Regions from separate parts of the Homo sapiens genome. Here region 1 is linked to region 2. Evidence: chromatin contacts called from ENCODE Hi-C data. All regions are on one chromosome and are shown on one strand. The core of a region is the stretch at or near the end of the contact, and the rest is flanking DNA. Distances in the headings are between cores, read along the strand shown.

Region 1 (5,257 bases), core at 1,058-3,557, 120 kb after region 2:
TGGCGCTGCAAAGAGCTGAAAGACAGTTTCCCAAATTCCATTAATAATTAAAACAAAAAATTAAAACGGCCTCTCCAACTGCTCAGCAAAAGTTCTAACCCAGGACCAAAAGCTACAGCAGCTCTGGGGACCAACGAAGGCTCTAACTGTGATTCGAAGCATGGATTGGATTAAAGCTCATTTTCATTTTGTGCCATCTAACTGCACAGCATACATCAGGTCAAACCACATTAAATTGCCAGTATTCAACCAGTTTTGACCACCATATGGCTCAACCTGATATCTAGGTTGCTTCCCAAGACCACTATTTCTAAGCCTGCCCTTAGTACAAGAACATTATTCAATGAACATAATTAAAGACAAGTAAAGACTCAAATCTGAAATCAATAGTCTATGGTCATAAATGCTAAGGTATTTTTTAAAAATTGAGTCAACTTTTGCTGCTACCAGCATCCATAATTGTGAATTAACTAGTCCAGATAAATAAACAGCTTTAGCATTATATTACTGGGAAATAGAAAAAGACAAATCTTTATATGGAAATGTATTGCTAGCCTCAAAGGGATTAAATATGTATATGTATATTTAATATTATATATTTAATGTTATATATATAGTACTTCTGGATGTATACTATGTTAGTATAAATAAGTGACTTTTTTTATACTAAGTGATTTTTAAGGAAAATTTAAGTTAGAATTCTCTTTACTGGTTGACCAGCGAAAATTTTAAGGCAAGGTCACTTAACTTTGGTACGATTGTCATTTTGGATCAGATCATTCTTTGTTGTGGAGTTGTCCTGTGCATTGTAGGATGTTTGGCAGCATCCCTGGCCTCTACCCATTAGATGCCAGTAGCACCACCCCTCTCCAGTCAGGATGCCAAAAACATCTTCACACATTGCCAAATTCCCTTGGTGGGTGGAGGGGGCAAATCCTTAACCCTCGTTAAGACTTGAGAAGACTTATTTAAGGTCTTCACTCAGTAACCAACCTATTCCATGTGTTTCTCTACCTTATGAGGGGGATAACCTCACTAGAAATAATATTTTTTCAAAGATTTTTGGTTTGGTTTGCCAGGTTTAGCAAATTAAAAATAGAGGTTGCCCAGTTAAATTTGAATTTCAGATAAACAACAAATAATTTTTTAGTATAAACATGTTCCAGGCTGGGCACTGTGACTCATGCCTGTAATCCCAGCACTTTGGGAGGCCAAGGCAGGAGGATCGTTTGAGCCCAGGAGTTTGAGACCAGCCTGGGTAACATAGCAAGACCCTGTCTCAACAAAAAAATAAAATGAAAATTAGGCAGGTGTGGTGGTGCACACCTGTAGTCCCAGCTACTCAGGAGGCTGAAGTGGGAGAACCACTTGAGCCCAGGAGTTTGAAGTTATAGTGACCTACGATTGCTCCACTGCACTCTGGCCTGGGAGATAGAGTGAGACTCTGCCAAACAAACAAACAAAAAAAAATGTTCCAAATATTGCTTAGTGTTTAATCTGGCAACCTTATTTTCAGTGAACTGCTAATACCATAAAAAAATTACTATAAATTAATTGCCAATTCATGACAGAGGAAAACAGGATTAAACAAAATGACAAAGATAACAGTTCACAGTTAGTGAGTTATAGTGAAAACAGCACATATTTTGGAGCCAGGTGTCTGAGGTAGAACCTGACTCTGCCATTTTGGAAGACGTGACCTTGGGCAAGCTAACTTATCTGAGTCTCCCTTTCATCTTTTATTTTTTAACAAATGGTGGGGATTGGGGGTGGGAGAGGGAATTATAATTCTCTTACTAGTCACTGTTAAGACTAGTAAGAGAGTTACTTACTAGTATTATTATTATTATCAAACAAATTGCCTCCTAAATGCGAATTGTATGATAAAGAGAAGCAGCTCTTTAAGGATGAAGTGAATAGTATGTACCATTTCTAAGCACTTGGTACTCTTTGGATATGGTGGACCATAGCCCCAGGCATAAACCACAACAGACAGTACATCAGCTGGCACCGCACTGCCCCAGATGTAATCTAATAGGCTACAGGCAACACCTGCTGGGGTCAAGAGGGGAAGAGGAGAGATCTGAGGTTCCTGTCCGCTCATCCCTGTCAGTGACTAACAGCATCTGAACCACCCACTCAGGGCCCTTTGAATAGTACTGGGAGCATACACTGAGCAGAGAGGCAAAGACCTAGAAAAAGAAACAACCTGCAATTGTAGGGCCATGGGGTTCTCCTCTTACAATTACCTTGCGGTTGGTCTGATAATGTTGAAACTTTATTAAAGCCTTTTTTGAAAACGGTACTTCCCTAGATTTCTATTTCTTCATCTGCTAAAGGAAGAGGTGGGGCAGATGAACTCTAACGTCCATTTCCACTTTCAAAGATTATGTGACTTCTCCCTTTGAAGACCCAACAAAAGTCTCACTTCCTCCTGAAGGGCTCTGCTATGGAAATCCTGCCAATGCTAATCTCTCTCTTAGCTTTTACTGTCTTTACCATCCATTAAAGAAAAGTAAAACACACTTTGAATATATACAACTTGCATTTGTCAATTACATATTTGTGAAAAAGCACAGCATGATAAAAAATTTTATGTTAGAATGACTAAATAAAAAAGCTCACTTTGTTATGCAGTAAATCAGAGTAATTTACAAGGGTACATCAACAGCCAGTAAATAGTGAACAAAACTGAATTAAAGATAATATTTATGGCAGGGCACAGTGGCTCACGCCTGTAATCCCAGCACTTTGGGAGGCTGAGGCAGGTAGATCACCTGAGGTCAGGGGTTCAAGACCAGCCTGGCCAACATGGCGAAACCCCGTCTCTACTAAAAATACAAAAAAATTAGCTGGGCATGGTGGTGTGTGCCTGTAATCCCAGTTACTGGGGAGGCTGAGCCAAGAGAATTGCTTGAACCCAGGAGGTGGAGGTTGCAGTGAGCCGAGATTGCACCACTGCACTCCAGCGGAGGTGACAGAGCAGGACTCCATCTCAAAAATAATAATAATGATGATAATAATAATTATAAAAACAAAATGAGCCATGTGCAGTGGCTCACACCTGTAATCCCAGTACTTTGGGAGGCTGAGACGGGTAGATGGCTTGAGCCTGGGAGTTCAAGACCAACCTGGGCAACATGGCAAGACCCCATCTCTACAAAAAATACAAAAATTAGCTGGGCATGATGGTGTGCACTTGTAGTCCCAGCTACTTGGGAGGCTGAGGTGGGAGGATCGCTTGAGCCTAGGAGGTCCAGGCTGCAGTATGCAGTGATCACACCACTGCACTCCAGCCTGAATGATAGAGCAAGAGCCTGTCTCAAATGAATAAATGAAACAAAAACCCAAACTACCACGAATTACTTCATACAATTAAAAGATTATATTACACATATAAGGTGATATGGTTTGGCTGTGTCCCCATCCAAATCTCAACTTGAATTCTCACGTGTTGTGGGAGGGACCTGGCGGGAGGTAATTGAACCATGGAGGCAGGTCTTTCCTGTGCTGTTCTCATGGTAGTGAATAAGTCTCATGAGATCTGATGGTTTTATCAGGGGGAAATTCCCTGCACAAGCTCTCTCTTTGCCTGCTGCCATCCATATAAGATGTGATTTGCTCCTCCTTGCCTTCTGCCATGACTGTGAGGCCTCCCCAGCCACGTGGAACTGTAAGTCCATTAAACCTCTTTCTTTTTTAAATTGCCCAGTCTCGGGTATGTCTTTATCAGCAGCATGAGAACAGACTAATATAGTAAATTGGTAGCAGTAGAGTAAGGCACTGCTGTAGATATCTGAAAATGTGGAAATGACTTTGGAACTGGGTAACAGGCAGGGGTTGGAACAGTTTGGAGGGCTCAGAAGAAGACAGGAAAATGTGGAAAACTTTGGAACTTCCTAGAGACTTGTTGAATGGCTTTGCCCAAAATGCTAACAGTGATAACAGTGATATGGACAATAAAGTCCAGGCTGAAGTGGTCTCAGATGAAAATGAGGAATGTGTTGGGAACTGGAGCAAAGGTGACTCTTGTTATGTTTTAGCAAAGAGACTGCTGGCATTTTGCTCCTGCCCTAGAGATTTGTGGAACTGTGGACTTGAGAGAGATGATTTAGGGTATCTGGTGGAAGAAATTTCCAAGCAGCAAAGCATTCAAGAGGTGACTTGGATGCTGTTAAAGGCATTCAGTTTTATAAGAGAAGCAAAGCATAAAAGTTCAGAAAATTTGCAGCCTGTCAATGCTATAGAAAAGAAAATCCCATTTTCTGAGGAGAGATTCAAGCTGGCTGCAGAAATTTGCATAAATAACGAGGAGCTGAATGTTAATCCCCAAGACAATGGAAAAATGTCTCCAGGGCATGTCAGAGGTCTTCATGACAGCCCCTCCCATCACAGGCCTGGAGGCCTATGAGGCAAAGTGGTTTCATGGGCCCAGCCCAGCACTCCCTGCTGTGTGTAGCCTAAAGACTTGGTGCCCTGCATCCCAGCCAGTCCAGCCATGGCTGAAAGGAGCTAATGTAGAGCTTGGGCTGTGGCTTCAGAGGGTGGAAGCCCCAAGCCTTGGCAGCTTCCACATGGTGTTGAGCCTGTGAGTGCACAGAAGTCAAGAATTGGGGTTTGGGAACCTCCACCTAGATTTTAGAGGATGTATGGAAATGCCTGGATGTCCAGGCAGAAGTTTGCTGCAGGGGCAGGACCCTCATGGAGAACTTCTGCCAGGGCAGTGCAGAAGGAAAATGTGGGGCCAGAGCCCCCACACAGAGTCCCTACTGGGGCACTGCCAAGTGGAGCTGTAAGATGAGGGCTACTGTCCTCCAGACTCCAGGATGGTAGATCCACTGCCAGCTTGCACCATGTGCCTGGAAAAGCCACAGACACTCAATGCCAGCCCATGAAATCAGCCAGGAGGGAGGGCGTACCCTGCAAAGCCACAGAGGTGGAGCTGCCCAAGACCATGGGAACCTACCTCTAGCATCAGCGTGACCTAGATGTGAGACATGGAGTCAAAGAAGATCATTTTGGAGCTTTAAGATTTGACTGCCTCACTGGATTTCAGACTTGCATGGGGCCTGTAGCCCCTTTATTTTGGTCAATTTCTCCCACTTGGAATGGCTGTATTTATCCAATGCCTGTACCCCCATTGTATCTAGGAAGTAACTAACTTGCTTTTGATTTTACAGGCTCGTAGGCAGAAGGGATTTGCCTTGTCTCAGATGAGACTTTGGACTGTGGACTTTTGAGTTTATTCTGAAATGAG
Region 2 (5,442 bases), core at 933-3,432:
AAAAGATTTAGATCATCTACTTACAGGATTGAAAGAAAACCTTTTCCAAACTGGACTACATTCATTTTTCTTTTACTAACATACTTAACAACATCAAATTCATAGCACATCCTGTGAGAAAAGATCAGAGGTCATTTCTGACCTTCCTCACTGCCAACATTTTCTGATGTTATTGACAAGTGTTATCCTCTCAAAAGGCTGCAGCCTAAATAATTACTTTCATCTTCGTTTTCATGAACAAAGTTAATACCTAATTAAAATGCCAACCCAATTAAAGATGAAAATCTTGTCAGTATTTATACCATTGAAAAAAAATAACCTCTCAGACTTGAGTGAATTGTATAGTTTTTAAAGAAACCAAAATCTAATATTGTTTGTGAAGTCGCCCACCAACCAGGGAGAAGGGACTGAGTCACTTGGATCTGTTTCTTTCTGAGCCATAAAAAGGAGCTTAATGTTCTGGTCAGGAACCACTGAAACTTAGTATTGATTTTCCGTGCTCAATTTCTCTCCCAAGTCTTGGTCTTCCACCTGAAGAAAATTTCATTACTATCAGGAAGCTTGGGCAAGTCAGAATGAACAGCAGGAAACTAAGTTCTGTAAATGGCTTCAACCTCTTACTTCCATTTTGTTAGATTAGCCAGGCTAGTTTTCTTAATTAGAAGCTGGTGCTTCACCTTCCTTAAGAACAATAAATATAGATAGTGGTTTGATGAATTGAAAATTACCTCTTATAGTGAATAATTAACTGAACATCCATGGACAAATTCATGACATTTTAGATCTTTCTTTCCAGTTTTTCAACAGCCTTCTCTCTAAGTATTTGATTTGTTGATATCTGAGGCTCTTCCCAATTATTGGCAAAAACAAATTGGCTCAATGACAATTCAATCCTCTGTTTTTTTGTGTGTATAGAGTAGAAACTCTTGAACAAACATGCTCTTGATCACATCTCTCCTATAAGAAGGTTGGAATTAGATTGGAAATTGTAGGAATGGTCCCAGCAGGACAGTAGGTTTTAGGAAAGCAGTAGCAAAAACTCAGAAAGGAAAACCATATTCGCTCACTTTTCTCTGGGTTTTCAATGTGACTATTTTTTATTATTGGTAGTAGTAACTGTGAATTCCCTGGTCATTAGACAAACTCATATTCAAATAAGAAATACAAAATTGAACAGATTATAATTAGTGACAATTTTAAAGATATATTCCTGATACTTAAAAAATACGCAGTGTCAGTGAATGTTAACTATGTGAATACTAAGCAACAAATGATTCTCATATGCTGTTGGGAGTGAATATTGATACAACTTTTTTGGGGAGTATTTGGACAATATAAATCAAGAGTGTTAAGATTATTCTGCTCTTTTGATCTGGCAACTAACTCACTTCTTGAAATTTATACTAAATGGGCCAGGCATGGTGGCTCACACCAGTAATCCCAACATTTTGGGAGGCCAATGTGGGAGGATCACTTGAGTCCAGGAGTTCGACACCAGCCTGGCCCATATCGTGAGACCCTGTCTCTACAAAAATAGAAAAACTTAGCTGGGCATGGTGGCACATACCTGTAGTCCCAGGTACTGGGGAGGCTGAGGTGGGAAGATCGCTTGAACCCAGGAGTTCGAGGTTTCAGTGAGCTATGATCACACCACTGTACTCTAGCGTGGGTGACAGAGCAAGACCCTATGAGACCCTAACTCAAAAAACAAACAAACAAACAAACAAAAACAGAAGGAATTACTTGGCCCTAAATGTCAGTAGTGCTAAGGTTGAGACAGCCTGCTTATGCTGGGTGCAGAGCTATTGCCTGAAAGCATCTCTGAGATACAAAATCACCCAAAAACTGAAGTTTTCTGCTCACTTGTTCATGAAGCAACATAAAATCCATTCAGCCTCCTGGATTCTCACTACATTCCTACAAACTTTCTTAAATGGAGTGGGGTGACCATCTTCCCCTCCTCCCTCAGCACTGTGGAGTTTACACACACTAATGTCATAATATCCGTCTACATGGAAGCCTGGTATAGACATGCAGCATTAGTCATAGAATCCCATAGAAGCTCATCAGTGCCTCCAGCTGAATCTCCCTCTTTGTTCTGATTTAAATAAAGCCTTTCTTTAAGAGCTCTTCTCAAAGCAATCCGATGAAATGCTACGAAGTATACCAAATCCAATTACTTTCTGCATTCTTGCCTAGTATTTGGAAAAACCAATCCTCCCTAAGCCACTAAACTCATTCAAAAAGCATGCCAAGGTGACCACATTAAAGGAAGTGGAATTTTAACGAAAGTCTTGACACCCACAAAGTACTAATGAGAGGGCAGGGTTGGCCTCTCAGTCAAGAGTCTCAAGTTTGCCCAGAATATTAACAGACATTCTTTATTTTGAGGCAAATGGCTCTCTCACAATGACAGAGACGGTCTGCTAATGCATGATTCAGGTGCTTTGTCACAGAATGAGTCAGCAGGATGGTTAATAAGTACCACAGTAGTATACAATACGAACATAACTGGTTTTCAGTATGTCCTCTATTTTTTTCTGGCTCAGAAGCTAATATATGGTGCACTACAGTGATGTTTTCTACCTCTCACCAAGTGAAGTTCATTAGCCTGGGTGGGCAAATAGCATCAGGGATGCTATGGAAGCCACAGGTGAGAAGTGGAGGAGGGAGTCTCAAACAGATAGTGCTCTCTCCCTGTGCAGTCCAACTCTCTTACCCAAAACATGGACGGTAATGCTCAAGACAAGTACATTCATTTCCTATCATGCATAACAAATGAAAAACAAACTTAGTGGCTTAGAACGACATACATTTATTAACTCACCGTTTTGTGGGGCTTTAGCTGGGTCCTCTGCAATCAAGGCAGGAGCAGTGGTCTCATCATAGGACTCAAGGACTTCTTCCAAGCTCATTCAGGTTGTTGGCAGAGTTTAGTTCCTTGCGGTTGGAGAACTGAGGCTCTCAACCTAGAGACCACCCATTCCATAGCTTGTTTACAGTATGGTTGTTTGTTTCTTCAAAATCATCAGAAGAGACATCCTGCTTCAGGTCTCATCTTCCAGAAGGTCTGGACCCTTTTTTAAAGGGCTCCTCTGGGTAGGTCAAGCCCACCCAGGATAATCTCCCTTTTGATTAGCTCAAAGACAACTGCTAAGGGACCTTCATTACATCTGCAAAATCCCTTCACGTTTGCCATACTTTATTATCTAGAAGCAAGTCCCAGATTCCACCCTCACTCAAGGGGAGAGAACTACACCACAGTGTGGATACCGGGGGGTGAGAATCATGGGCATCATCTTAGAATTCTGCCTCCCACAACAGCATTGTGAATGTTGAAGTTGATAGCACTGACTGGGAGAGAGTAAAATATATTGGATGTCAGAGTCCATTTCCTATCCAATAGGGTGACAGCTTGGAATAAGTCAAAACTAGCAGAGAGAAACTTGAGACCCATACTAAGCTTTTAACATGGAAGATCTGGTTAAAAAGCAGTTTCTGGAAAAAAGACTTGGGGGTCTTAATTATTTATAAGCACGTAAGAAATGTTTGTATAGTGTGACATTTTTAGGAAAAAAATTGCTCATAATTGCAATTATTGTGTAATACTAAATATATTAATATTCAGATTAAGAAAGAAAACATAAACAGTGGGCTTGGTACTGCATATGCCAAACCACATCTGGAAAGCTTTTTGACAGTTCTGGGCTTGACATTTTAAGCTGAACATTGCTCAAATGAAAGCTTGAGATCAAATCATATGAAAAATGTTTGAAGGAACTATGGATGTTTACAGAAGAAACTGAAGAGGAAACAGAATTGCAGCCATATAAGAGCTGAGGAAGCAGAAATAAGACTAATAGATGAGAGTTATAAGGAAATATATTTCCCCTCAGTATAAGAAATACAGTTCTATTGTTTAGTCATCCACAAAGGAAATGACTCATGGGGAAGGGAACTCATATTCAAGGCTAATCTCATCCATGATGCTCTTGATTCCTTTCCCACCTCCATTTATTATGCCCTTTCTCACCTTTATCTTCACCCAACCTCATTTTCTAGTTGGCAGCCATGCATAGTTTTCTCCCATTATGTACATAAAGCAAAATTCCTCAACCTCATATTCCACTAAGCTACTGGCTCTTTCTCTCATCCTCTTTGAAGACTGACTTTCTGAAAGAGTGGTGTGCACTTGTTATATGCCCTCCATAGCCTTCACCCTCCTATCAGTCCACCCAGTCTGGCTTCTGCTCCCACCAAGCCACACAAATTGGTCTTTGTAAAGTCACTGTGGATAAGTTCAGTGATGCTCTTTGCAGTTTCTCTTACATGACACTGTTGACTAGACTGTCCTTTTTGAAATCGTGTCTTTCCTTGGTTTCTCTGATATCACATTCTCTTGAGACCTCTCTGAGTCCTCTGGCCACTCTTTAAGCCTCCTTTGTGATCTCTCTTTTATATGACGTACACTAATGCTCCACCAGCCTCTGTCTTGGGTCTACTCTATTCTCATTCTACATGGTATCTTTTCTACATGGTATCCTTTTAGTGACTCCCATTGCTCTAACTGCCATTTGTACACTGCGGGACCTTAGTTCTAGTATAGATCTCTGTCTTCTGAAATCCATGTCTCTTTCACCAAAGACCAACTGGACAGCTTCATTGGAAAACTCCCAAGTAACCTGAAACTCAATGAAGTCAAACCCTGATTTATAATGCCCCACTTTGGCCCACCTCCTATACCCTCCTCCTTGGTTTCCCCATGTCAGAGAATTGTTGGCAGGATGTCATTATGGTCCCCACTGTCATTCTTACCAGTTCTCCTTAGTCCATTAGTCTGCAAGTCTTGAAGATATTCCCTTCAGAGCCATCTAATTTTCTCTATTAGATACCACCTTGATTCAAGCCATCATCTTCTGCCTCGATTAATGTAATAGATTTGATTCTAACTGGTACCCTCTTGTGTCTCTCCAAAATTCTCTTTATGTTACAGCCAGAGTGTCTTTTCAAAACTTAAAAAAAAAAGAACCAGACTGTATTCCTATCCCCATTCCTCTATCATTTATATATGTCCAGCCTCCTTAACTTGGCATTCAAGGTCTTTTATGATCTGTTCTCTCTATGCCTCTACAGCCTTACCTCTTGTCATCCCCACATCCCCATTTCCCCATGTTCTGGCCTCCTGCTATATTATACCATTAATGGATCCCTGTGGCAGCAATTAGTCATCCTTCAAAATCCATTCATTCTCCCCCACTTTATAGACACAAGTCACCCAAAGAGAGCCAGGGAGCCTGGGTTCCTAAATGACCACAAGGAAGGACACTTATCTAATCACCTGATGAGACCATGATGTGATCAAGAAATAAGCATTTTATTGTCTTCAGTCTCTCAGATTTGGGAATTGTTTGTTACAGGAGTCAGTCTACATTACTAACATAA

The links. Hi-C counts contacts between places; a loop is a spot of excess contacts on that map. Pooled maps may share reads with other maps.
Region 1: a map with no recorded cell type shows a loop between it and region 2 (7-fold over the local background). The contact joins two enhancer-like sites. A Hi-C loop is called at or near these places in 7 of 37 single-sample maps with no recorded cell type and 3 of 50 pooled maps.

What each region holds. Positions count from the first base shown.
Region 1 is chrX:15,900,406-15,905,662 of GRCh38, reverse strand. No RefSeq gene overlaps it. Among named protein-coding and RNA genes, the nearest start is that of AP1S2, 48 kb to the right of the region's middle. Within about 2 kb of position 2,307, at least 4 of the 41 ENCODE cell types and tissues checked have a DNase peak (open chromatin) inside an H3K27ac peak, as active enhancers do.
Region 2 is chrX:16,021,256-16,026,697 of GRCh38, reverse strand. No RefSeq gene overlaps it. Among named protein-coding and RNA genes, the nearest start is that of GRPR, 100 kb to the left of the region's middle. Within about 2 kb of position 2,182, at least 4 of the 41 ENCODE cell types and tissues checked have a DNase peak (open chromatin) inside an H3K27ac peak, as active enhancers do.